2 separate regions of the Mus musculus genome follow, and region 2 is linked to region 1. Evidence: chromatin loops called from intact Hi-C (ENCODE). Cell type or tissue: left cerebral cortex. All regions are shown on one strand. Links, peaks and the distances in the headings refer to the core of each region. The heading gives the core; the rest is flanking DNA.

The links. A loop is a pair of places that touch in the nucleus more often than their neighbours do. Peaks named below come from ENCODE experiments on the same cell type or tissue, not always from the same donor. Only the 100,000 strongest peaks of a DNase experiment are listed, where the experiment ranks them.
Region 2: it touches region 1 in a loop (2.9-fold over the local background); 2 of 42 quality-filtered maps call a loop at or near these places.

The regions. Positions count from the first base shown.
Region 1 is chr10:108,718,961-108,730,438 of GRCm38, reverse strand. The region is part of intron 3 of Syt1 (synaptotagmin I); the gene reads left to right. Among named protein-coding and RNA genes, the nearest start is that of Gm5136, 25 kb to the right of the region's middle. In left cerebral cortex, for the core only: a CTCF peak has its summit at 3,265 (motif pointing left); DNase peaks (open chromatin) are centred at 3,581, 3,836, 4,962 and 5,343; H3K27ac peaks cover 6,448 bases.
Region 2 is chr10:108,651,397-108,662,874 of GRCm38, reverse strand. All of the region lies in intron 4 of Syt1 (synaptotagmin I), which reads left to right. Among named protein-coding and RNA genes, the nearest start is that of Gm5136, 43 kb to the left of the region's middle. In left cerebral cortex, for the core only: a CTCF peak has its summit at 5,019 (motif pointing left); DNase peaks (open chromatin) are centred at 2,380, 4,319, 5,788 and 7,621; H3K27ac peaks cover 7,559 bases.

The DNA of each region.
Region 1 (11,478 bases), core at 1,240-9,239:
AGGGTATTTGAATGCTTCTCAGGTAAATGAGTTGGAGGTTCTATCTCCCAATATGCAAAAATATCATGACACATTTTGGGGCCTGAGAGTAGGAAGAAAAGAAATACAGATATAGATAAGTCCAGATCTCATTCAGTTCTGGGGCTAAATTCCATGAGCCAGTGCTTAGCACAGTAGTATTTTTTAACTGGTTATAATTTATAAACATACATTTCAACACTTCCTTCTGTAATTCTGTGGAGAAAATTATTTTAGTCTAAAAACTCAAAGCAAAACACATCACATTATGGGGTCTTAACTGCCCTTCTTTGTGCTCTTATTAATCATCTATTACTTTCCACTAGAGTCCACTCTATTTCTCAGCTTTAAATGTCTGACATTCACAATAAGATCAGCTTTGATTGATATTTGTCATTTTCTGATATGAAATGGTCTTGGTAAATAAAATTCAGAATAAAGAGCAGATATGTTACTATAGTTAGAAACTTAATAAAAAACTTATCCCCCACCTTTGTCCTAGATCAACAAATATATATTCTCTGAAAATTTAGATAAGGACTCAGCAGAAACATCAAATGCCACCTGTAACAGGACCATTTCATCTGAGTAACTCAAACGGGACAAGGTGGTAGAGTATGTGTGACTAATAGCTGCCTCCTTTTACAGTGGTGTATCATGGAATAGGTGTGCCAGGTTTTAGTAAACACATCAAGTTAGACAGAGAGGAGAATATTTGCCTCCAATGAGAAGTGGTTCATGGGGCCAGTTGGTTCTCACCAAAGGTAAGGTCCCTTAGGACATTTGGTAATGTATAGAGACATCTTTGACTTCCAGAACGTACAGGGAGGAGATGCAATTGTCGTTTAGAAATGCCACCAAGCATCCTGCAATGGACAGCTACTTCCCAAGCAGAGAGATACGTGATGCTCTGAGCATAGGAGAATACATGGCTTTGTTCCTGGATTTTCTTAGAAGAGCATTAGCCACACTTCTCCTCTGACTATCTCTTTTCAAACACTTTTCCTCTGACCTTTTTTTTATTTTGTACGTAAATGTTTAGTTGAGAGTGCTACCTTCAATTTGTTTTCTTGGCTGTTCTCAAGGGTCAATCATTGCTTACTAAAGTTTCTGGGCAAGCACAAAGTGGTAAGGCCCATGCCTGCTGGGCATAATTACAGGAAACAACTTCGTTTTTAAAATCTCATAGCACAAAGTACACGCACAATCACACATTATAATTCGTTCCCAGTGTGTTTGTGCCCCGAGTAGCTCTCAGCGGGACAGCATCACAGTCTCGGCCAAGCACCACATTTTCCAGCCACCTCTTGAAGTAGAAAAAGCAACAAATCTCCCAAAGTGAGGAAATGATCTGCATTTTTTGCCCGCCTTGTTTAGTATGTTCCCAATACGATTGCTATCTTCCTATGAAATAGACAATGAATTACTGATTACATATAAAAAAGAAGAGGAAATTAGTCATGCTAGCCATTATTAGTGTTTTATTGCATAGCGTTAAAATAACAAACACGCAAACACTGGCAGGGAAGCTGATATTCGTCCCAAATTCACTCAGGCTTTTCTTTTCTTTTAAATGCCTAACAAAATTAAGGTTTTGTTATCGTCCTAATAATATGTGTCGAAATATGAATGTGACAAGCCCCCAGTGTGGCTTTATACCTTTACTAGAGAAGGAGCATAAGATGAGTTGTTTAAACTTTCAAAGCCTGGATTGAGCAATGCACTCATGAGAGAAGCTGGTATGAGAACAGTGGTACTGAGCTGGTGTCCCCTGTCCCCAGCTGTGTGGCCCTCACCTAGGCAGCCTATTGTTAGAGAGATTGTAACGCAAGTAGATGAATGTGGGCATTTGGATAACTTTTGTCTGACATCATCACCAGATGCTCAACTTAAATGTGTATTCTGGAGACACAGCTTTGAGAAAAAAAATCACCCTAATATGTCCAATTTTTGAGCTAGGAAGAATTAGGTAGAATTGTAAAAATCCATTTTAATTCATTTTTCCACTTAAACAATTCTATCTAAGCATAGAAGCACAGGTGTAAAAGTGTAAGTTATACCTTAGTGGCCTTTTATTATAATATATATCTATATACATATTAATTATATAATATATATTTTATTATATAGATAGATAGATAATATATTTTATTGTAGTATATATATCTATATACATATATAGATATATATGGAATGTGCTCACCACAAGTCAACCTTGCATATTTATAAACAGCAGCTTACTTAAATGACAGATTATAGTTGTTGGAGGGATACCGAAAGGAAATTAAATGCCTCTTTGTTTACTCTTCACCTATAAATGGATATTTTAAATTATCTGGATCGGATGTTTTTAGGAAATCCTGTTCTGAATGATGAAGTCTCCACTTCCATGGCACACTTTTAAGATTTAATGTATATGCGGATGATTCTAGGGTCATATTTTACAGAACCACCATCCCACCCTTCCGATAGCCACTTGAAGTAAAATTTCCTCAAAGTGGCCAGCAAAACAAATGGTCACATTCCATGTTGGCTACAGCTTTGTACTGATAAAGGAGTGATCTGGATCTCTCATCAGCTGACATCCTTACTAGAGATAAAATTCAGATGCATAAGGAGCAGTAGCCTGTTACGGTGTTAAATAAATTTAGGCTGAAGAGAGATCCCCGTTAGTTAGTTAGTTAGTTAGTTAGTTAGTTAGTTAGTTAGTTAGTTAGTTAGTTAGTTAGTGTTCAAATTCTAGTACCATGTAAGCCAAGAAGGGGATGCACACTTGTAATACCAGCCCTGAGGAGGTGGGGCTGTGTGAAACTCCAGAGTAAGCCTGGACTAACCACCAAGTTCTAGAAAAATTCTTGCCATAAAAAGTAAGGTGGACAACTTCTGTGAAAAAGAATCAAACCTGAACTCTGGCCTCCATATGTGCACACTAATGCATGTTTACCCACATATGTGCATACATACACAAGCATACTTGTATATGTAAATTTTAATAAATCATTAAAAAAATTATAGTAGCAACTGTTTACACACAGCATAGGCTAAGTATGTCAAACAACATTAAATAAAACTGATCTAAAAGATCCATGTTTGGAGTTAGGATGGTTGGCTCAGCAGTTAAGAATGCATATTGTTCTTACAGAGGACCCAAGTTTGGTTCCCAGCACCTATGTCAGGCAGCTTATAACTCCCTGTACCTTCAGTTCTAGGGGATATGCTGTCCTCTTCTGGCCTCCACATGCACCTGCACTCATGTGTACATACCTGCAGATCTGTATACATAATGATAAATGAAAGTTTTAAAAAGCTCATGATTGCATGCTGACTCCATCTCACCAAGTCACTTATTATTTTAGTGATTAGGCTTGTAAAAGAGAAGCTAACTACATGTATCTATCCCTTTAAGGAGGTCCTGGGTTTCCATTAATAAGCATTTTTTTTTAAATGCAAGGGATGTGCCTGCCTCTCTACAGTCTTTGCCATTTGGGTCAACGTAAGTATGAATGCAATCCCATGCACATGAGGTAGTGGTGTGTTCTGTCTTGCATCATTTTTGTCCTTGGAGTATGTGTTGCTGTTGCAGCAGTGTTGTTATTACATCGTCTTTCTTTACTTACCAAGGTCAGGCAATCGCTGCCATCTCCCCTGAAAACACAGAGTTTTCCTTCTGGGCAGGAATCTCCCTATACTCAAATCTTCTAACTATTCCCTCAAGTTTTCTTGCAAGAAATTTTCTGAAATTCCCTGATTTTTCTTCTCTTCTAAGAACAATTTTTAGCTTAGAATTCAGTGAGTCAATTATAGACATTAAAAGTTCCTCTTGCTATCTTCACATCCCACGTGTTTGCATTTTAATTATGCCTTCTGCACATGAACTATTACTCTGCATTTTTTTCTTACCGAAAATCAAGAATGTGAGAAACCTAACTTCGATTTCTTCATTATTTGGGACTTTCTTTTAGTAAGACATAGGAACCCCAATGGAGGAGTTAGAGAAAGGACTGAAGGAGGTGAAGGGGTTTGCAACCCCATAGGAAGAACAACAATATCAACCAACCAGACCCCCACCCCCAGAGCTCCCAGGGGAGTTCCACCAACCAAAGACTACACATGGAGGGACCCATGGCTCCAGCTGCATATGTAGCAGAGGATGGCCTTGTCTGGTATCAGTGGGATGGGAGGCCCTTGGTCCTATGAAGGCTCGATGACCCAGGGTAAGGGAATGCTAGGGCACGAGACAGGAGTGTGTGGGTGGGTAGGGAATCACCCTCATAGAAGCAGGGGTCAGGAGTTATAGGATGGGGGTTTTTGGAGGGGAAACCAGGAAGGGGGATAACATTTGAAATGTAAATATGTGTGTGTGTGTGTGTGTGTGTGTGTGTGTGTGTGTGTGTGCGCATGTGTATGCGTGTGTGTGCATGTGTGTGTATGTGTGTGTGTGTGCATGTGTGTGTATGTGTGTATATGTGTGTGTGTATGTGTGTGTGTGTATGTGTGTGTGTGTATGTGTGTGTGTGCCTATGCATGTGTGTGTACGTGTGTGTGTGTGTGTGTGTGTGTGTGTGTGTGTGTGTGTGTGCCTATGCATGTGTGTGTGCGTGTGTGTGTGTGTAAAGATTGGGATTAACATGAATTCATTACCATTCCTGGGTATAGAAAAGAAAGAAAACTTCCACAACTTTTCATTCAAGAAAAATGAAATAATTTTGGGTTGTCTGTCACAGTAGCTGTGAATATCTCTGAATAGCTGAATGATCCCTCGTGGGTTAAATATCCAATCAGAAGTCAGGTTGGACTGAGACCCTCAGCCCCTGGTTTCTCACCTATCAGCTGCAAGTACTTTCTACCAGATTTCTCTTGAAGCTACAGGTTGTTCTATTCTAGGCAGTGGACAACTAAGAACTAAGATCCTCTTTCCTTACAAATGAATAATTAGTGACTGTCAACCTCACGTTTTTCTCAGCCTGTGCAAAAGACATAAATGATCATGTGAAAAGATACCACAGGCCTGTTCATTCGGAGCTTATACTGATTCCTGAAGGCATTGAATGTAAATATTATTCGTTTTCATCTTTAAAAGATTATCTAGTCTGGCCTCACCAAAACATTACTTAACAGTCGTGTTCATTACAAATCCCTTCTGAGTGTTTTGCTAATTAGATACAAGAAAAATATTTCCCTTCTAAACATTATTTTGTTTATAATTGCTTTTAGGGTTTTATTGGGTTTTTTTTCCCTCACCCCCTCACAGCACAAGGTATCTCAAACCTCAAGGAGCTGCCATCTGGCTGGTTTTATATAACTATGGAAGTGCATTCAAGTGGCAATATTCCTGTGATGAATTCAAATAAATACATTGGACAGAGCCCAGGAACTACACCCAAAATAGCTTTTCTTAAAAGTCATTGGGCATAACAGTGGGAAGACTGGGAGGTCGTGCGTTGCAGCTTTGGGAACACTCGAGGATCAGTCTCCCTTTATCCTGAAGTCCAACTGTTTGGCATATATCCAGAGGAAAGGGAATCAGTATTTTTTATTAGATATTTTCTTCATTCACATTTCAAATGCTATCCCAAAAGTCCCCTATACCCTCCTCCCAACCTGCTCCTCTTCCTACTCACTCCCCACTTCTTGGTCCTGGCATTCCCCTGAACTGGGGCATATAAAGTTTGCAAGACCAAGGGGCCTCTCTTCCCAATGATGGCTGACTAGGCCATCTTCTGCTACATATGCAGTTAGAGACACGAGCTCTGAGGGTACTGATTGGTTCATATTGTTGTTCCACCTATAGTATTGCAGACCCCTTCAGCTCCTTGGGTACTTTCTCTAGATCCTCCATTGGGGGCCCTGTGTTCCATCCTATAGATGACTGTGAGCATCCACTTCTGTAAAGATATCAACACTCCCATGTTTACTGCACCTCTATTAGCAGCAGCCAAGACACAGAACCAACATAAGTGTCCACTAATAAATGAGAAAAAGAAGAAAATGAACACATAAACATGATGGAATATTTCTCAGCCATGAAGTGAATGAAATCCTATTATTTATATTAACATGGCTGGGAAATGTTATGGGGAGATGGTGTTAAGTGAAATAAATTTTTTTTAAAAAGGCAACACTGTGTGGTCTCACTTATGTATAATGTTAAAATAAGTTATAGATCTTATAGAAGGAAAGAACAGGATGTTGATTTCCGGAAAGTATGAAAGTAGAAAGGATGGAAAAAGGATGGTTAACAGGTACTGAGCTATAGAGAGAGGAATGAGAAGTTGTAATGCTTGATAACACAGTATCAGAAATGTGGTTAAATGTGGTTGTTCACCACATTTAAGTGTAGCTTTGAAAATACATGGTACTTCACGAAATTCTTAGGTAAATGGATGGAACTGTAAATATCATCCTGAGTCAGGTAACCCAGTCACAAAAGAACACATATGGTATGCACTCACTGATACATGGATATTAGCCCAAAACCTCAGAATACCCAAGGTAAAATTCACAGACCACATGAAGCTCAAAAAGAAGGAAGACCAAAGTGTGGATGCTTCAGTCCTTTGCAGAATGGGGAACAAAATACTCAAGGGAAGAGATACAGAGACAAAGTGTGGAGCAGAGATTGAAGGAGTGGACATCTAGAGACTGCCACACCTGGGCATCCATCCCATATACAGTCACCAAACCCAGACACTATTGTGGGTGCCAAGAAGTGCTTGTTAACAGGAACGTGATAACAGCTATCTCCTGAGAGGCTCTGCCAGAACCTGACAAGTACAGAGGTAGATGCTCTCAGTCAGTCATTGGACTGAGCACAGGGTCCCCAGTGGAGGAGTTAGAGAAAGGACAGAAGGAGCTGAAGTGGTTTGCAATCCCATAAGATGAACAATATCAACCAACCAGGTTCCCCAGAGCTCCCAGGGACTAAACCAACAGCCAAAGAGTACACATGGAGGGACCCATGGCTCCACCTGCATATATAGCAGAGGATGACCTTGTTGGTCATCAATGGGAGGAGAGGTCCTTGGTCCTATAAAGGCTCAAGGTCCCAATGTATGGGAATACCAGGGTGGGGAGGCAGGTGTGAGTGGATGGGTGGGGGAACACCCTCATAGAAGCAGACCGGATGGGATAGGGGTTTTCAGGGAGGATGGGACCAGAAAAGGGATAACATTTGAAATGTAAATAAAGAAAATATCCAATAAAAAACGGAAGAAGAAAATACATAGTAGAGAGATTTCTCATCTCTTGAGGATGAGAAAATGAGCACACTCACTCGTTATGAAAAGCTCACTCCTACTTTTCATAATGGCTGTACTGATTCATTGTCCCACAGATAGTATTCAAGGCTTTTCCCATTAGGCACATGTTTGTCAACATTTACCGTTTGGCTTTATACACACTTGTGTGAAAGGTGGTGGTAGTGGTGACGGCAGTGGCAGCCTTGTTGATGATATGTGGCTGTGTGGCGCATGTGTATATGTCACATGGATTTCTTGCTTGATCTATCACTTACATTTAAAGGCAGGGTCTCTCACTGAACCTAGAACTTACAGACTTGGCTACCCTGAATGGCCAAAGAGCTCCATAGGGCTGCAGCTCTTCCCCACTTGAATTGCGTTGGGGCTGAAGCTGTGTTCCACCTCACCCAAATTCTTATATGGTTGTTAGAAATACAAACTCAAGTCCTCTTGGTTAGGAAGCTTCGCTGAATGGCCCAGCTCTCCCCAGCTCCTACTTTCTGCCTTTTTGATAACACCCGCCCTGACTGAGAAGGATATGATATCTCATTGTGGTTTTGATTTACATTTTCTCAATGGGTATCTATTTTGTACATTTTTTTCTATAATTCTATTCTACGAAATGGCTCAAGATAATTTGCACATTTTAGCTGACTCTATTTGACACTTTCTACTGAGTTCTTTTCATGTTCATGGTATTAATCCTTGTGAATGAATATCCTATAACTCTATTCTCTCATGGTCTAATTTTCAGTTTTCTAAAACAACTTGCCACAATCCACTGTCTGGCTAGTGTGAATTCCAACTTCTCTTTGTACTTCTTCTGTATCTCCAACTCTTCTCATTTGTATTATTTCAAAAGGTGTTTTATTTTATTATTCCCACATTTCTTTCAATTAATATCATCACAGTTGAAAAGGAAATGCACTGTCAAAGCATGCACACAAACTGTGATATACCTTTTTTATTATAATTTACTTGGTATGGATACCTTTTAAGTTTCATATTTGGTGTGCTGCTTTTAAAGAATTGTTTGTTCACATTTCTTACTGATCCAGAAGTTTTTGCAAGATTGTATAGCAGGTGATAGAGTGGAAACCAGAATATATTTCTAAAATGGAGACATTCTACAAATGACAGATTTCTTTTCCTTTTTTAGACCTTATGAAAAATGGATTTGGAACTTATAAAAAATGTATCTGGAACATCTTAGTGCAAGAGTTTTGATTGGATTCCAGAAGTCAGATCTCAGATTTAAAAGAAATCCCATCCTGTGTGAACGTGGTCATGGCAAATTGATTTCTTAAGGCACAAGAAAGGGTGTAATTTGGATTTTGAACCCTTTTCTCAACAGTAAGATAGTTTTCACTTCTGTTAACCGTCTTTATCCATCCATGTTGCATCCCAATGAAACAAGGAAAGCATGTGTTTTCACTGTTCTTTTGCAAGGGTTTATAAAAGCAAAAGATACAGCCTTCATTTCTCTTTGTACCACCTAGCCTTCAAGATCCACTGTTATATACACAGTATGACTTTCTAGCTAACACTCTTTGTCCTATCTTCCTACTATGAGGGAAGGGTCTTCGTGGGGTTTTGCTTATGGAATCATTACCTAAGAAACTGTGTTGCGTCTTCTTTTCACTAAAAAACTAAAGAAAAACAATCAACCCAAATGAATCATGAATGGTAGGTCTTCAGGAAAATCCAACAAATGTGAAACAGATGTCAAAGAGATATGACCAAAAACGCTTCAGGTCTGTGAAGATGTGGGGAGAGATGTAAGTGCCACCTGCATGGTTATTCTTAGGAAAGCCACAGACGTGAGTGAAAATTGTCTAAAGGTGATTCTGTCTCAGTTTGAGTTCTCCCCTAGCACACTGACTTCTGATGTGTAATCTTTAGCCAATGAACAAGTGGAAAACGAACTTGCACTTGAGCTTTCTGACCATGGGGAGCAATCATACTTTTCTAAATGTTTTCTTTCTTTAGCTTTAGGTGGTTTCTTTAGCTTTAGGTGGTTCTGCAATGATTTCTGGCATAGAATTAATACCTAGAATATACAAAGAACTAAAAAACCCAAGCTAAACAAGAAATCAAATAATTCAGTGAAGAAATAATAAGCTAATGAAGTTAACAGCGTGCAGAAGATGAAAGGCATGTTGACAAGAAACATATCATAAAGTCTTAACCTAGCTGGCCATCAGATAAAGGAAAATCAAATTATATGTGTGTGTGTGTGTGTGTGTGAGTGTGCATGTGTGTGTGTGTGTGTGTGTGTGTGTGTGTGTGTGTGTGTGTGTGTGTATAAAATTCTATAGAGCTATCTATATCACTCCTAGGTATTTATCCAAAGGGAACCAGGTGAACATATTTTGAACATCAATGTTTATTACAGCACTGTGGACAAGAGCTAGATTATGGAAACTTAGAACCTAGATGTCCAGCAACAAAGGATGGATTAAAGGACATTTATATCATCTATGAATGTGTGTGGGGTTTTTTTCACCCATAAAGAAATTATGTCCTTCACAGAAAAGGAGATGCAACTGGAGACAAGTGGAGACATTTTAAGCAAAGTAAGGTAGGGTTTGAATGGCAAATATCCTGCCCTCTCTCTTATTTGAGATTCCAAGATTTTATGTAGGTACATGATAACATATCTGTATGTATGATTTGAAAATAAAAGTGAAACTCTATAGGTGCAGAAAAGACTAATAAAACAAGGAAAATGTTAGAAAAGAAGGGAGAGATGGAACCTGGAGGAATGTAATCAATATATACTGTATATTTATATAAAAATGCTATGTAGAATGTAGTAGCAGGTTCAATTACTATATACTATGAAAAAAGTTCAAGGGAAATAATTATTTCTTAAGTTTGAAACTTGATTGCTCCTTTATCTTGCTTATATGGTATTAATTATGTAAGCTATTTACTATGTGCACCCGTCAGGTTTTTCACCCATGGAGTAGAAGTTATTGCCATTGCTTACTATGAAAGTTATATAAATTGAAGTAAGCATTTAGCTTGCTTTTTGATGGGAGTGTAGATATTGTTTGATCCTGACAGTCATACTTAAACCATCACAGACACATATAACAGTAGCATAATTGAAAAATATAAACAGTATAATTTCTCAACATTAACAAAATAGCTGTTATTTATCGAGAGCTTATTATATGGTAAATATAAAGTTGTTTTGTTTTTAAGCCTCATTTAATTCTTTCCATAGCACAGTAAAGAAGATAGTGCTCTTCTTTTGCCTCTCATGAGGATACTACCTCAAATAAGTATAAAATGGTATAGGTAAAATAGAGCCGGAGTGTGTGTCATATAAACATAAGCAGTCTTACTTGCTCACTCCATGCTTTATGGTGGCATTCTTATATAAGTTTTAGTATCTTCTGCACATGCAGCACTCACTGCAAATAAAACCAACCTGACCTCCCTTCTGGAAACATTTCACAGTTGGCCTATGCTTGATATTAGTTCTTGTCCACATTCATCATGAACTTTGTAGCATATATATTTCTTAAAATTCATAAACCCAAAAGATTCCCAAACCATAAGTTACTACTCTTGACATTCTCTCAAAATTACATATGAAGGATTAAAGTTGTAGAACAATCATTTAGATTTATCTAGAAATTCACCTGAAAAAAAAAGAAGCAATTAGTAAGGAAAGGCATGTAAAACATCATAGAATAATCTGCATCTCACACACACACACACACACACTTAGACACATACACACACACATACACACACTCACACACACACACACTCACACACATACACACACACATACTCACACACACACACACACACACACACACATACACACACATACACACATATATACACACACATACACATACTCACACACACATACACACACATACACTCACACACATACACATACATACACTCACACACACACATACACACACATACACTCACATACACACACACATACACACTCAGACACACACACTCACACAGACACATACACTCACACACATACAAACTCAGACACACACATACACTCACACACATACAAACTCAGACACACATACAGACACATAAACTCACACACAAATATACACACAGACACACACACACTCACACAGACACATACACATACACTCACACACATACACACTCAGACACACATACACTCACACACATACACACTCAGACACACACACTCACACAGACACAT
Region 2 (11,478 bases), core at 1,859-9,858, 68 kb after region 1:
CGCATTCATTGCTTTGGGGTTACGATGTTTAGCTATGGTTGGGAGACCATCCAGAACTTATTCTTTGGAGATATTCCTGCCCCCTCAGCATAGATCCCTAAGTGACTACAACAGATAGACACCTTGTTAAAGCAAGAGTGAAAACTATGTTTGTGTTGTACCCAACCCTTCGGACTTGGCTTCTTTGTTACTGCTGCATGAGATGACTTAACCTAGCTAAAATAGACAACTTGAATAATCATATATATTATTCATTCCGTTGAACCAAAATTTCAGGAAAATAATTCCCACGATTGTTTATAGGTGATTACAGCAATTTTGAGCCCTTACTGAATGGTTAAAATGATAGTTTAGGCAACTCCAAATATTAGATACTCACATCACAATCCAGCTGGCAGTGGTGTGGTAGGGCTGGAGAGTTCTTCTCCTGCCAGCCTGTGTCTTTTATCAGAGAAAAAAAAAGAAACCACTTAACAGCAGTTGTCCACAGGTATCTCTTACATCTGACTAGCAGTACTGGGTTTTCTATTCCAACTGTAGACCAATCAATGAAATACTGAAATCCCAAATAAGAGATTTAATTTAATTATAACTCACCCATCCCCATGCCTATGAGGAAATAATCTATTATTCCTGAGTATAATAATCTCTATGTGATAACTGAACATATCAGTATTCCCTTAGTGGATTAAAAAGAAATGGCTGTTTGGACAACCAGTACAACTTTTACAAGACCAATAGCCTTCTGCAAAAACAGATGAGGGCCTCCTGAAAGAAGTTCCTTTGTGTCTGTGCATTTTGTTGTAGTAGAGATTTTAAGTCTACCACAAAGAGGTAGGTATATTGGTAAATCTCTGCTTAAATGCTATAATGGATAATGTCACACTATTAGAAAGACATGTAATAACTTAATGTACACTAAAGAGTGTTAATAGGAAAAAAAAGAATGTTAATAGGGAGACTGCATAACCATTAATTATTACCTGTTATGATTATTCCACTTCAAGCAGTTCTTAAGTTAAAAATACCTTCCTAGAGTACAAAACGAATAGTGGTTCCCTTTGTTCTAAGATAAGTGATAGGAACTATCTTACCGGAAAGGAATATCTGCCATTCCATTATGGCACTGAAAATGGACACGGTTTGCATTAAAGCCACGATTCCAGTTAAAAGCTAAAGCAAATGACTACCTCACGCCTCTGTAATGCAATCATGCAGACAATGGGAGGAACAGCAAAACAAATTCATCTCCATGGAACACATTTGCTTTATTAATATTTGCAATTCCGACTTTAATAGCACAGGTGTATTTAATTGCCTCGAAATAATACAATTCAAATCTATTCAGTGTTCAAAATAGGAGCCTGGAAAAAAATTTAGGCTTTGTTTCATTGTAAAATCCTGTAGCTGAAGATTTAATATGTCCAGGGAAATATATTTTTTAATTTCTTGTCATTATGCTTCCTTTAGATTGGCATTTGAATTTAAAAAATCCACTAGCCCCTCAAGGAGAGTGTCCTGCCAACTCTTGTGAGCTTTTACATGTTTATGCCAAATTATAGGTTCTACTGAATGTTTTATCATGTCCTATGAGGATAACATATATTTTCTTCACTCGTTTATAACAAGATCTTTTGATCTGAAGAAATATACCATTATTAACAGTGGGTATCCTTACAAAAGTTTGGTAACAATAGGAAGTCTTCTTTAAAATGTATTGGAAGTTACTCTGTCTGATTAGATTTAAAAAAACAAAAAACAAAAAAACAAAAAAATATAGTCTACCAAAACCAGTTATTCCACATAGCCCAATCATTTGCCCTATATTTGAATTTTATCTCTGTGAATGGCACTATCACAACATTTATCCATATAATGTGGTATTGTTTAATGTTCCCATATATTCCATGATTCATCCTTACATGAACGTAGGAAGCCTCAAATCATAGTTCGCTAATATGAGCTTTAGGCCTATTTACAACAAAGGCTATGTTCTAAAAGAAAGTCTTTCTAAGCAGTTTTCTTCTAAGCAAGACACCTGAATGGTCATGGCCATGACAAATAACCTTGAGACTAGCACCTCAGCAGAAACAAGCACAGCTCAGCTCTCTCTGAGAGTGAAGAAAGCATCTTGTTAGCTTAGAGCCTGACTCTAGTTTGCCTATCCCTGTGGATCCCACTACAGAAGAATACTTGTAATTCATTTTGTTTTAAAATGACTGTGGCAGAGTCTGACATCTGGCTTTAAGGGTTTTGTTTTGTTTTGTTTTTTTCTGACTGAGCGTCTTCTCTGACTTTGAAGCAGTCCATGTGACAGGAAGGCCCTGACTAGACAAGGAAAGTTGCACTTTCTCTGTATCCTCAGGAGCAGTTATTATTTTGGTCTTCTGAGCATAGCCTTTCTCACCAGAGTGAGATGGACGAGTGTGATTCACAGCTCCCTGGTGATCATCAGTAAGACTCAGCTTTTTTATTTTCATAAACTTGGCCATGGCGTGGTTTTTTTGAAAGGTTTATTTTTGCTTCTTTGACCTATTTGGAGGGATTTGATGGTCAGCTCTTTTGGATTTTTAATATATTCTCAATGTTAGTTCCTTGTCAGATAAATCTTCAATTCTTTGATGAGCAGAAGCTTCTCAGATATAAATCTATTTTTTTCTGTTTTCACTTTCGTTACTAATCTCTTTGGTAGCTCATCAAAAAGCCAAAAAACGAATCACTGCCTACACCAATGGAAGTTAGAAAAATGAGGGGGGGGCTGGCTCTAGTTTTTGTGTAAAGTTTATCTCTTTGGAAAGAGAAAGGATACAATCAGGGCTGATTATGGGCTTCTGAGCACCAGAGCTTCATAGTTCTTCGGCTGCGTAGCTGCAAGTAAAGCGAACATGTATCCCATTGACTTAATGTGAATCACGATAATGTTGGACAGACTTAGAGTCCGTGGAATCTTGTGGGAAATTTCACAGTGAAGAGACTGAATGCAAAATTGTGTATTCCTTGAAGGCAACTCAAAAATGTCTATAAATGAGGGATAGAAAAGAAAACGAAGTGGCATGTTAAAAAAGAGTTATGACAAATTTGGACAGCAAATGTTGGGGTAGGTGACTTGCAGTTTTGATGAGGAGAAAATTGTCTTAGGAAGTTTTCACTGTCTTGGGAAAATGCGAGCTTTGCACACACAGCACTAAGAGCATCAATTCCTGTCATCAGTCTCCACCGGAACTTGCTCCCCGTCCTCTTCTTTGTCGCTACCAACTCCGTATACATTGTTCTGATGAAAGGGAAAACAGTCTCTGAAGAAGGTAGATAGATATTTATAGTGCTGCAAGAAAATGCCATTCCTAGATCTAAAATTAAAATGGGGTTAGCCATTCAAGCACAGGTTTTAATGTCTTAAATGGGATTTCCTCTGAACTGGACATAGTATAGTACTGTTAGGCATATAAAACAAGGCAATGGCAAAAGAGAGGACAGCAGTGCGCCTTGTTAATGCCGATATAATGATACAAAGTGAAAACTATGGCATGATTCTTCTTTAGTAAAAACTTTCAATTTCATAGGCTCAAAATGACTATTAATACATATTTACAAGTCTTCCCTAATACCTAGATTGCTTAAAGTATCCTTATGCTTAAGAATCTCTGGGTCAGTTACCATGAGCTACAAGACAAAATTATAGTCCCTCCTTGTGTACCATCCCCATGAACTGTGTCTTGTGCCTTGGGTAATATGTAGCGTGAAGATCTCACTGTTCCCATTTCTAGCTCCCTGATTCCCTTTATAAAGATACAAAACTCCATTTACTTCCCTCCTTTCCTCATTCCTCAGTCAAGGATCGCAATCTATTCAAACATTGAAAATGAGAATCTTCCCATCCGTGTGAGTATCATTAGTTTGTTTGCCTGGGAGAAATTTCTAGTTTTAGAGAAAAGTAAATCAATCAGTCTGTCTGTCTGTCTGTCTCTCTCTCTCTCTCTCTCTCTCTCTCTCTCTCTCTCTCTCTCTCTCTCTCTCTCTCTCTCTCTCTCCTTGAGCCATAAAAGGAAAAGAATAGCTTTATCTTATTGAAATACCTGCCACATGATAAGATCAGCAGGAAAAAGACCTTGAGGATCATCTAGTGAGTCCATTATACCTAGAAAACTCACCCCCCCCCCCATCCCCTAAACACTATAACCTGCTGAAGATGGCCCAAGAATAGTCTCACTCTTAGCTACTTCACACAGTTGCTAAATCCACACTCTGCCACCTGTCATTGCCTCCCGGGTTCTTAAGGTCCATCAGTATTCAAAAGTCTCATTCTCTCCTACAGATTTCTCAAGGAGACAGAATGTGGTAAGTTAGTTTGCTTACGGGTTTAACACAGTAGGATGCTGTGTCAGTGTCAGAGATGGTTACACAAGACAGACAGAACTGTCTGCCAACACCCTTTATTTCCTCTGAGACTTGCTGGCCTGTGAGACATTGGATACATTCTCTCAAATCCAGAGGGCATCAGTTATTTAGATCAAGAGAGGCCCCATTCCCTGTTCCTATGTCTCCAATTTCAGCTGATATCCTGTTTCTTTCTTTCAGTCTCCCTTCTGAAGAAATAGGTTCTTCATTCCCATAAATCTAAGATTTCTCTAAAATTCAAATGTTCATTTCATGCTGGATTAACTCCAAATCACTGACATTCCCTTCAGGTTATGGAGGTAAACCAGGCCTCTTTTCTTTTCCTTAACTCGTTAGAGAGAAAAGGATCACTTATAATTGAATATTTGTATCTAACTAAACATTTTAAATATCTCCAGAGAATACTTTTAGAATAAAAAAAAAATCTATTAAATTTTAGAGAAGAATTTGATATATAATCTTTACTCTTCAAAATGTCATATTTAATAATAAATAAATTCATTTATTAAATTCTGTATTTGTGGGGCTGGAGAGATGGCTCAACAGTTAAGAGCACTGTTTACTCTTCCAAAGGTCCTAAAAGTTCAATTTCTAGCAACCACATGGTGGCTCACAACCATCTCTAATGGGATCCAATGCCCTCTTCTGGTGTATCTGAAAAGAGAGACAATGTACTCATACATAAAACATAAATTAATCATAAGAAAAGTGGGTTTTTAAATAAAATTCTGTATATGCTAGATGTTCACACAGATTTTCATGTCATTCACAAAATTATCAATGTGATATCATCAGACTTACTTTTCATAAAGTTAAATTCTCAAAGAAGAAAATTTCACTGAGTTTTAAAGTCAGAGTCCTCTCACTCCACACCTCTGGCACTTTCTACATCATAACAAATTGAAGTAGCACTAAACACTGTAATTGATTTTGATTTTTGTTGTTTCCTTTATTAAGTTTCACATTTATTAAAGTTCAATCCGAAACATTCTTTTAATTCAAAACCATATTCTACTGACACAATGCCAGTGGGAAAGTTAATCTTAAAACCACTCAGACGAGATTGTGCTTCATAATGAAGTAGCAAAACAATCCTAACGCCTCAAACATTTCAGGAATTTATTTCCTATTGCTTTGTATTGATCAGAGTCTGACGAGTTGGGATTAACCAAGTCTCTGACTTATTATACATTGCTGTTTTCAGAGGAGCCCATTTCATTTTATAGCACAGTTGGAACATTGCCTAGAAAATTATAAAACATCTCAAAATAGCTAGTAGCTATCTTGACTTTCTAACGAAACAGACACTTCTCTTATCTAACTCCAACCTCATAACTCTTCTGTGGTATTTTTCTAGCCGTAGGTGTTAGCATCTGCTGCTGTAAACTCCACAGTGTTAACTTGGTGGGGCTGAGGTGAGGAATAGAGCCAAGATCACTTTTGCAGTAAATATTACGCAACCATGTTCATGGCCAACTCCATGGCGTTGTGGTCCTTTATGGAAGAGCATACATCTTTAAGCTAGTGCTTATCTTCATGTTTGTAGTCTTGAGATTGTATCTGCCCTTCATACCCACATAATCCCATAAACACAGCACCTGATTTCCTCTAACAGTGTGGATCCAACTGCTTTCTTTGCCATTTTCTGGGGGGCTGTTGGAGCTGAAATAGCTCACCCTGTTGTCCTGGGAATGCTCTACCATCCCAATCTCTTCCCCTCCTCCTATCCATCTTGAAAGTTGTACTGCTCTGAGACAGCCAGAAAAGGTGCCAAAGAGCAAAGTAGAACAAAAGTGTCAGGGGAATCTAGCCCATGTAACACAAATGCATAGTTTCCCTGGAGAGTCTCTAGGATGCAGTCATAGTTTATCTTCCATTTGTTACAAATGGTCAAGAAGATTTCAGACCGCAGGGACTGAAGAAAGTAGTACATTCACTCATTACTTGTACACCAGTGAGCTCCTTCTCTGGGTGAGTGCTTAACACACATACACACACACACACACACACACACACACACACACACACACACCCTACTCCATTCATTTTGTTGTTCTTTTTTTCTCCTCTCAAGATCTTCTTTCCAGCAATTTTATGACCAGCACTCTGGTATTTTCTCCCTTTCTACTCAACAATATTTAATTTAAAATAAATTTATTTCTCATAGGTACTAATTTGACCCTAAGTCAAACAATTTGCCCATATCAGCACAGTAAATTTGCCAATTTTTAGTCATTCAAGTGAACTTCAAATACTGACTTTTACATTACTGGAAAGGCATTGGCCTAAACATATTAAGCAATCCATCTACTGAAGTATTTGGAAGAATTTTCAAAAGCCACAAGTCTGTTGAGACAATTACATTTCTTCTAGGCATTAGCTGGATTTCAAGATATGTAAGCCTAACAGCATAACAGCCATAAAAACTCTACAATCATAGTGGCCAGGCTCTGACTTTGGTCATTCTAATAATGTAAAATACAAAAAAATTAAAATGCAGAATATAGCTGTCCCTTCCATTACATTTTCTACCTTTGATGCTTTAGTAAAATCCTCTATGTCATTGTTTTACTAATTCATATTAAACTATGAATTAAAATATAAATTCATATTAAAATATGATTAACCTAAATACTTTGGGTTAATGTTTTAATCCTAGTCAAAATCAACAGAAGAATATTATGGAGCCCTGTTTTCAGGAAAATTAGGAGAAGAGATAGCAGAAGATAAAGGTTTTCTAGAAAAAGGGATAGAAGAAAAGCAGCCATCTCCATTAGAACTATAGAATAGTAGGAGACCAAATGTAGTGTCTCAGGTAGCTTGGAAGCATTGCTTTGAAACAGGAGTTACCAGAAAGTGGATTAATTAGAAGAGTTTGATGGTTCAAAGAATTAAGTGTGAGACTGGGCCATGACTTTTTTTTTTTCAAGAATCTTTTAAGATTCACATTACTTTCTGTAAGCTTAAATTTCCCATCATAAATAAAGGGGATATTGACTCATTGAAATGATAAGCACAAGTATTTTCATAAATCATTCCATGGAAGCATGGAATATAAAGTTGATTCATAATAAAAATGATCACTAATTAAATGCCAGTCAGTATTCATGAGGTAGTCAGCGCGGCATGGAGGTAGGCTTCTCGGTCTCTAAATTCTGAGCCAGTTCTGAAGGCAAAGAAAGCCAAGCACTGAAGACATCTGTTACCAGCACCCACACGGGGCATCACGCGCATGTGTTTGAGCGGACCTTTCACTGCCAACAGAAAGGATGCCGTTTTTGCCACTAACATCGTGACTACTGTATTAAAACATTATCTCCGATGGTATTGCCTGGGTGGTCCAGTTATTGAGACTACAGAGAGATGCAAAATGTCCCCTTCCGGTACCATAAGCTTAATATTCTAGAGGCTTACAGTATCTTGTGGCTTCTGATGACTATTTTATTCTCCTCAAAGTTTGATTCTTTTTCTCATCCTGTCTCCATGAATTTCTTGAGAACTATCAAAATGTCTTGACTTTAGGTTTTTATCAGCAGTCTTTGTTTCAGAATGTTGCCTGACAGTCGCATCTATCCCTAAGTCAGAACGTGTTGGAAACATTGTGAGTTATGTCACACATATGAGACCATCTGTATTTCATGCAGGTAACGTGGCAGGGGGAAAAGGCAAAGGTTTTAGTATTTTCAAGCTATGAAATTTAATAAAAGTTATTAGGAATAATAACAAAATCTTTAACGTGTCCCTCTATGCTGTCTACTATTCTAAATCATATTACACATTCACATGTCACATATCACACAGATGATTAAACCCTTCCTTCCGTGTCCCATTGTACCGATAATACTGAGGTTCCTAGAGTTGACAAAACAGGATCAAATCATTTGGCAATTAAAAAGGCAGAACTTAGAGTATATCCGTGATCTATATTACATTTACTATGGTCCTATATTATAATCATTGACAAATTTTTATTCTATTGCTTTAGGGGATTAGCTCAAAGAAACCTGATAGGAATACTCTCTAATATGTTTTACAAAACTAAACTGTTCTTTAATAAAACTGCCTAGTCAGTTTTCATTGTGCTCACAAAACTCTGGACAATATGGTGAGAGAATCAAAGCTGGATCACAAAACCCATGTGATCTCAGCTCTAAGCATCATGCTACAGAAGCCACATTCATATTCTCTGGGTTCTGGTCTGACAGTCTGAGATAATTCTATCTCTTAATCATTGTTCAGTTTGATATAGAAGGTCAAACCAGTTGAGATGATATAAGAGGGTCTCAAAGGGGGGGGAGAAATTTTCAAAAATAAAAACTACGATACTAACATTGTAGGTTTTGCATGCAGAACCCATATTATCAATCACAAATACACATTCAGCTATCCATGGTCAAGTAGGTAAATCATTTAGGAAAAAATCATTGACAGAGAACCATGAGCTGTGGACTCATCCCATGACCTCTGCAAAGGATAACACTTAATAGTACAGAGTTCCTGAAATGGCTGCAAGTTTTGAAGTTTAATCAAGCTGTGACTGAAATGCTAAGAGGAGGTAGGATTCCATTTGCTTTTTTAAAGGTGTTCAAAGGAGCCATGTTTTCACGACACTTAAGAAGGGCTTTCTCTGCCCTCTAATTACGCTTTTGTAATTTAATATGCATTTGCTGAAGCCTTCATAGAAGTAAAAGGAAGGGAGAGACCATAGCACTCCAGATAGCTGCCCCCATAATGAAGACAATGGGCACGAATAAGATTGTATTAGTAAATGATTTCTATTTCTGAAAGTCCAAAAGCACAAATAAAAATGGATGAAACACAATGTAAAAGGTTTATGAATGTTATTAACCAGACATACATTTAAAGTATCAATTTAGTGTCGGTGAAGATAACAAGGCAAAGAAGATTCTGTATTCTTAGTAGAGATCTGTAAGAGCGAGTGAGAATAAGCATGATTCTACAAGGCCTTGTGCTCATATGCTGACCATCACAAGGCAGAGATGGACAAACTCCACACAAAAGAATACATTTTTCAACAGAAGAGAATAAACCCTAAGGGAAAAGCTGCCGTGCCCAAGACTGACTAGATAGGAAAGCTTTCTTAAAAACAAGACCAGGAAACAAGTCAAGGATCGTGGGAGTTGTACAAAATAAAGATGAAAGTTTATACCCAAGAGCCCATAAAACAAAAAAGACGGAATGAGACTTCAGCTAGAGAAGTGGACGTGTGGAATTGCCACAGAGAGAAACATATTGAGAGAAACAGAAAACAACAGTTTGAGAAGAAAATTAATGTTTGGTCTAGAGCCGTGGGGATGCACTGGATAGTCAAAGGGAAGCATCCTGTGTCTAGCTAGACACGCGAGGAGCTTTGTTCTCAGTGTTAGCTACCTGTCACTTTGTGCAGTAATGAAATTAATGAGCCTGATGCTTCCTTTGCACGACTGGAAAGGCCCAGACATCCAGTTCTCCACTCAGGCACGGCAGTCACACAAGCCTCATGTCAGCACCACCAACTCTCCAACGTGCAAGGATTTCTAAAAATATGCGATCTTGTTTCTAGAATAAGCACAATATACTGGGGGGTTCGGTGGGGGGAGGTTCTTCCAAAAAGCATATGATACAACTAAGGAGAATTCTGTTTGTTATATATAGCCATGGCCTTGAACTGTGAAAGGACAAGGAACATATCCCCCCTTTTGGAGGATGTGCTCTTGTCAAAACTCAATTGAATTTTAATAACATTAAATTGCTGAGAAAAGAAACAAATATTGATAATAAAATATTGAATTACCTACAAATTACCAACAGGAGCCATGTTCCATTTTTAGATTAGATTATTTTCCTTGGACATCTTTGCCAAGGCAGAAAACAGATTAAAGAAATTCCTAACCAGTTCACAGCATTGAAATAGAACCAACATGACACAGGTCACCATCCAAATGCTACTTACTACAACTTTTTTCTTATATAAAAGTGGAGAAGACATTCGCTTCCATAAGGGGGGAAAAAAAAACTAGATAATAACTTGTTTCTAAGTCTGAAGTCGGAAATCAGAACTTGAGAGAGAGCTGCTAAATGTAGCAGAGATAAATGGATTTCCCTTTAGCTACAAAATTGTGTTGTCTGCAGAAAGATTGAAACCTGCTCCGAAGCTCCAGCAGCTTCAGGACTGATCAGCTGTGGATTGGCCTTCACCGCTGCCAGCTCTCCTCGCATCCTTCCTGTTTACTGGGACTCTCCTCCCAGAAGCCTGCTGCTAGCAAGCTGGTGGGCAGACCAGGCGCCTTATCTAAATCCTCTGAAAGTTTTTATCCACCCAGAAACCAAACATCGCTTTCCACATCAAATTCAAACCTTCCAGTACTTCGAAGATATGGCCTTATCATTCGAAGCAGACTACTATTATTAAAGATACTGGATAGAATTATTTGATTAATCCACGTGCAGATAAAATGGCCATCAGTCAAATAACTTATTATCAAGGCTAATCATAGCATTTGGCGAGAATGCCAGTGCCTGAAGTTATTCCACTGTGTATATGAATTTGATCAACAGCACAGTAAATATGAAATCAGATTAAGGGGTGGAGCCCCTGGTAAATTCTTACTACAGAACAGCTAACGGCTTTGTGCATATCAAAGCAATGTATGTTTACTGAAGTTCTGTGTAACAGTTCTTGAGAGTTGGTGTACAGAGGCAGAGGCCCCATTTTATTAAAGTGTTCTTTTAAACGTGTGCTCATTCGATACATAGAATCAGGTTGCCATGAGTACGTGCCATTAGAATGTAGAAAGAAACGCCACCGCCATTTCTAAGATCTGTCTTGTCCATGTACATGTGAGAGCTACCCACATAGAAAGAAAGTCTCCAATTACTTCAGACTTGGCTAGCGTTCTTCCCTCATGCCAAGCATTGATGTGCTAAGTCGCCACTGATGGATAAGCTTTTCCATCTGTCCTCACTGACAGTAACCAAAGTGTGTTTACCCTGAAAGGGCCCAGGGATGGCTGACATCAATGCCTTAAATAACTTCTGGAGCATACTTGCAGGAGCAGATCTTCCCGATTTGCTTGTTGTTGG